Linked DNA regions of Homo sapiens: region 2 is linked to region 1. Evidence: chromatin loops called from intact Hi-C (ENCODE). Cell type or tissue: IMR-90. All regions are shown on one strand. Each heading gives the region's core, and the rest is flanking DNA. Links, peaks and the distances in the headings are about the cores only.

Region 1 (2,917 bases), core at 195-2,694:
TTACACACACAAGGTCAAATATTTTTACAGTTCAAAGTAATGTAAAAGGCAAAGAGGTCAGGTAACACAATGGAGAAAAGAGCAGAGTTTTAGACCTGAGAGAAATCCGTTCACTTGCAACTCTTGGGGCTCCATGACAAAAAAACTATGGTTACTTTCCTACAGGAGAGTCTGTGTCTTCTTTTCTGTTTTCCTAAAGGGGTCCTAATACAGGAGTTATTGAGAAATTATTTTTAGGCAGCTAGAAAGGGTAAAAGAATTCTTGGTGGAATTTTCCTTTAATAAAACGCAGCCCCCAAACCATTTCTAACAGAAAACAGACTGAATGATCAGGCTGCAAGCATAGATAAGCATATACAGATGCAGGCAACTAAGAGCCAGGTACTCCCAATATGGCAGTTCCTGCACTTTTTTCCTTGTCACCATATGTGCAGGTGTCATGATGACCACCAGGTAGAAGCCACAATGGCATAATAAAAGATTAAGGTGGGAGGGCCAGTCTTTTCTCGGGCTACGTAAACAGCACACCTGGTCAAAACAATACCCTGGACCCTATGTAAATCAATCACTGCCTCCTCAAGTCTCTGTACAAAATCAATTGCATTCCACCACAAATTGGAGACCCTCTCTCGGGTGACTGCTTTCTCAGTATGAGAAAGCTTTTTCTCTCTCTCTTCTTTATTGTCTGTTAAATTTTTCACTCCTAAACCCACTCCTCACGTGTTTCCATGTCCCGAATTCTTTCTCAGTGTGTGACAAAGAACCATGAATAGATTCCCAAACAGAGCCATTTTATTTGGGAGTTCTCATCTGGGATTGTGATCAGAACAGAAGATAGAAACATCAGAATGGTGAGTATGGAGCAAACCTCAAATCTGTCCTTTAATTTCAAGGTTCTCTTCAAACTAGTTTCCTTTCATGGAGAACCTCACCATCACATGACGCTGGGGGATGTCATGGAGCAGCTGAGAATTTCTGGCCAGGAAACACCCTGATGTTATTCAAAGGCTTCTGGACTGAACACAGCTTCCGGCAGCTCATCCAGATGTTGGTAATGGGTCTCCTAATTTGCTATCCTGTTGCAAATTTGTTCTTCCTTTCTATCCATGGTCTCTATGTCTCCTGTTCTTTTTGTGTTTGCAATATGTGGAAATTTTTACGGTTCAGGGAAACAGTTCTGTTAGGAAAGATCGGTACATGGTATAATAACTAACCCAATAGGTCCCTCCCTCTCTCTTTCTCTCTCTCTCTCCTTCCTTTGGTAAGCACTTGGTATTTCTAAGCCAACAGTGTCACCTAGTGGAAACATAAATCCTCCTTATGAGGCACATTGTTGGTCCTTTGCCATAACACTGCACTTTTCCAATTCTCTCTTTTTGCACTGATAGAAAAGCCCTTTCTGTGAATGGGAAAGCTCTGCTTTCAACAGTTAGGAGTAAAATGTCTTCCATAGCCAAATTTTAGTTCCGATACTGTCCCATCAGCAGGAAAAACTGCCATTAGGTCCCTACGTTCATTTAAGGTACTTATTCTATCTCCAATTAGAACAGTATTTAATTAGTAAGGACATTTTAAGAACAGAGTCAACCAGGACCACTTTTCTGAGGGTAAGTGTTTTAGCATGGGCCATAACTGGCAACTGGCACATTCCCTCTCTTAAAGAAAGCTTGCTCAAAGGCAACTATTACAATTTCACCAGAGATCCATTTTTCAGGAGGCCAGGCAGATCACAGGCAGATAAGCTAAGGCTGCATGGGTAAAGTGTGGCTAATGTCATCACTTCATTTATCCAGTTCCATGGCTTAGAGGGCCACACCTACAACCATGGGTGGCAAATTTAACACAGTGCCAGGACTCAGGAACCAAGGAGAGAAAACAGTTGGGGGGATGCTCCCACTGTCTTCCACATGACTCTGGGTAACAATGAAAGAAGGGGGACTATAAGGACACTTTTATTCTCACTTCTTTTTCTCGATGGCTAACAGAGCATCTTCAGTTTGCACCCCTCTGGAGTGCACTCTGAGGCACTAGAACTCTTTTAACCTCAGGACTTTGAAGAGAAAAGCAACTCATTCTATTTTGCACAATGACAGGGCATTTTTACTAAAACTTTAGAAGCATTGTAACAGCAACCCAGATTTTTTTAACAGCCATATCAGGAAGGCCTATAAAGAATAATCCCCTAGAATTAGAAAAGCAACTTCCCAGGGAACCATCTGAGAAGAATCCCCATAATTTGGGGTCCCTCCAAGTTCCCTTCTCATTACAGGACCTTAGGCAAATAAAGTAAGACTTAGGCTGATTTTCAGACAATCCTGATAGGTATATAGAAGCTTTCCAGAATTTAAGTCAGGTGTTTCACCTCACATGGAAGGATGTTATGCTGCTCCTAAACCAAACCCTAACTGTAACTGAAAAACAGCCAGCTCTACAAGCACCAGAGAATTTTGAAGATGAGCAACATATCTCCTATAATACACCAAAAGGGAAGGAAGGAGATACAGAAAGTGAAGAAATAGCAGAAACACCATTCCAAATAAGAAGTGAAGCAGTACCTCTTGGCAACCCTGATTGAAGCCCCAATAGCTCAGCAGATGAATGGAAAAGAAAAACTAAGGCCAGACCTCTTAATTCCTCTAAACTGTCTATGATAGACTCAAAGCCAGAGGAGAATCCTGCAGCCTTTATGGATAGGTTAAGAGGGGCACTATTAGCACACACCTTTTTATCTCCTGATTCACTCAAGTGACAGCCCATTCAAAAAGATAAGTTTATTATACAGAATGCTCCCAATATTAGAAGGAACCTACAAAAGGCAAGCTATAGTAGCACATAGCACCTTGGAAAACCTTCTGAGGGTAGCCACTTCAGTCTTTTATAATAGGGACCAGGAGAAGGCCCAGAAGAAAGAGAGAAA
Region 2 (2,917 bases), core at 204-2,703, 99 kb after region 1:
TTCATTCAACTTCCCCAAATATTAACATTATAGATATGCACGTAATCATCAAAATCAATAAATGATTATTAACACTGTAAAATGAATGCCTGTACAGACCTTATTCAAATCCCCTCTATCTTCTAACTAATGTCCTTTTTCTGGGCCAGGATCCAATCTGGTATCACATATTGCATTTCATTGTACTGTTCTCTCAGTCTCCTTTAATCTGGGAAAGTTAATCAGGATTTCTTTTACCTTTAAGACCTTCACATTTCTTAAGAGTGTTGGTGACTTATTTTGTAGAATGACCCTCAGTTTGGACTTTTCTAATATTTTCTTATGATTAAACTCAGGTTATATGCTTTGTACAAGAATACCACAGGGGTGATGCTGCACCTTCTCCATCCATCATATTTAGAATGCCCTAAGATGTCGTTATCTCTGATTACTGGGGATGTTAACTTTGATCACTGGGCTAAAGTTCCTCCACTGCAAAATGACCCTTTTCCTTGAAAGCATTTTTAAACAACCAATCCCTGGGCCACACCACACATCAGCGAAATCAGATACACTTGAGGGATGGTACAGGCATTGGTAGGCTTTAAATGCCCTGCAAGTGACTCTAATCAGTATCCAGAGTTGGAAACCTATGGCTTAGACAGTGAAGATTAGAATCCTGAAAATCAGCTAGGAGACCATTTCTAAGGCTTCTCTTTAACAACAACAAAAAAAATTAATTCTAGACAAAAGCAAATACATCTGGATTTTGGCATGGACATATGGTAGAGAAATAGAGGAAAATTAGAAATCACCTGATGGGAAAAGTGATGAGTGAGTAGACTGCAGTCCAATTAAAAAAAAAAAAGGCAGAATCAGGTGTGATGACACTTGCTTGTAATTCCAGCATTTTGGGAGTGAAAGTGGGCAGATCACTTGAGCCCAGAAGTTTGAGACCAGCCTGGGTTTTCACCAGCCTGGGTGAAACCCCATCTCTACAGAAACAAACACAAAAAATTAGCTAGGCATAGTGGCAAGTGCCTGTGATTCCAGCTATTCAAGAGGCTGAGGCAGGAGGATCACTTGAGCTCACAAGGTTGAGGCTGCAGTCAATTATGATCTTGCCACTGCACTTCAGCCTCGGTATGAGAGTGAGACCCTCTCTCTTAAAAAAAACAAAACAAAAAAACAGTAAAAATAATGTTCTAAGGTCAGATCTAGTACAAAAACTTCATCTTATTCTGTGATGTTTAGATGCTATAATTAAAACAGAACATGGAGGTGTTTCCATATGCATAGCTGAAAGATTCCATACTTTTTATGCAGCTGCATCATATTCTGTTGTATAGATATAAGGTAACCTGTTTAATTAGCATTGTGCTGGTGAAAGTCTAGGTTGTTCCCAATATTTTGCTGTTAAACAATACAGTGAATAACTCTGATTAGGTGTCATTTTTTATGACTGTGACCGTGATAAATTTTTCCCAGTAAAGTTTGGGAGGCAAAAATATATATATTTTAAATTTTCACATGCATTAAGAAATTTTACTCTACAAGGTTTGCACAAATTTTTATGTTCCAAGAAAAGTAGGGGAGGGTAATATCACCTCAGTTGCTCTCACACGAAGGTCGTGAGTGACAGGACCTTTAGGGACACAGGCACACGGCCGTATCCCTGGTGCCCACACAGGGCAGGTGCATCTGGATCCTGGGAAGCTACAGGAAAGGTGAGGGTGCCCTCTAGAGGACACCCTGCTAAGGATCAGAAAGGGGCCAGGGGAGTTGAGAAATTACAGCAGGTCTTAAACTAAGGGCAAGTTCAAGTGGAAGGCATTAAGCTTCAAGGAGCAAGCTGAGGTGAGAAAGTGGTAGAGACTGATGGAAGGAGAAGGTAAAAAGCTCCAGAGAAGCTAGGGGAGGCATATCAGGGCTCTCCACTCCTCCTCAGCATTGAACATTGTAGTGGTCATGCTGGTGGGGCTCTGTGAGCTCTAGAATGTTCAGCACTATCTGGGGACTCTACCCACTCAAGGCCAGCAGGACTCCCTCCCCCAGCTCTGACAACCAGCAGTGTCTCCAGACTTTGCCAAATGCTTTTCCGAATGAAAAAATTGCCCGTGGCAGAAGCATTAATCTACACTAATCTATAAAAGCAAATCACCACTAAAATCCATCACCTCTTGGTAGAAGAATTACAAGTGTGAGAGTGGTAAAATTGAGGTCTTCAATATCGATTGAAATGGCTTTTACTTAATCAGCAATTTGATGTCCCAGAAGGCATGTTTAGAGATGATGCCACATGGCTGCCTGTACCTCACAGCAGAAATGGTATGGGTTTTCCAAGGGTCTGTAACCATGAACCGGAAAGGTCTGTAACTGCGAATGGGAATGACACCCACTGGGTTACATTACAAAGTGGGATGTAGGGAATTCTGTAGATATTGGGAGAAAAAAATATACAATGTAAACCCAAACCCCATTCTGCTTCTCTCACCATCTTAGGGCCATCTTAGCTATCTATGAATGGTAGCATAGGGATTTTTGTATATTTTCAAAATTGTATACTGTTGGATCATCTTTAAAATATTAATAAATCCCAAAATGGACCAAGTAACTGGACACTGCTGGAGTCTCACTTTTGGCCAGGAGAGCTGACAACATCCTGCTCCCCCTGTCCTGGACACTGTCTGACTCAGGGGCCTAAATGCTCCCTTATTATGGAGAAAGAAGATGTTTTGAACATTCTCACCATTCACCCATCCACCTCTCACACCCGTCGACCTCTCAAACCTCTTGCCCACTCTTGGATTTCATTCTTAATTTACTGAGCTCTATTTCTGTCCCTCATCCATTCCAACATGTGTTGGGTCCAGGTGGTGGCTTCTGCCCATGATTTTGTAAAAAAAAAAAAAAAAAAGACTCTCAAAATTACTTTCCC

What was found. A loop is a pair of places that touch in the nucleus more often than their neighbours do. Peaks named below come from ENCODE experiments on the same cell type or tissue, not always from the same donor. Only the 100,000 strongest peaks of a DNase experiment are listed, where the experiment ranks them.
Region 2: a loop joins it to region 1, with 4 times the contacts of the local background. A loop is called at or near these places in 1 of 110 quality-filtered maps.

Annotation. Positions count from the first base shown.
Region 1 is chr19:42,792,007-42,794,923 of GRCh38, reverse strand. No RefSeq gene overlaps it. Among named protein-coding and RNA genes, the nearest start is that of PSG8, 28 kb to the right of the region's middle. In IMR-90, for the core only: a CTCF peak has its summit at 1,281 (motif pointing left); a DNase peak (open chromatin) is centred at 1,273; H3K27ac peaks cover 335 bases.
Region 2 is chr19:42,692,734-42,695,650 of GRCh38, reverse strand. No RefSeq gene overlaps it. Among named protein-coding and RNA genes, the nearest start is that of PSG3, 46 kb to the left of the region's middle. In IMR-90, for the core only: a CTCF peak has its summit at 1,709 (motif pointing left); no DNase peak of the experiment used is centred there; H3K27me3 peaks cover 379 bases.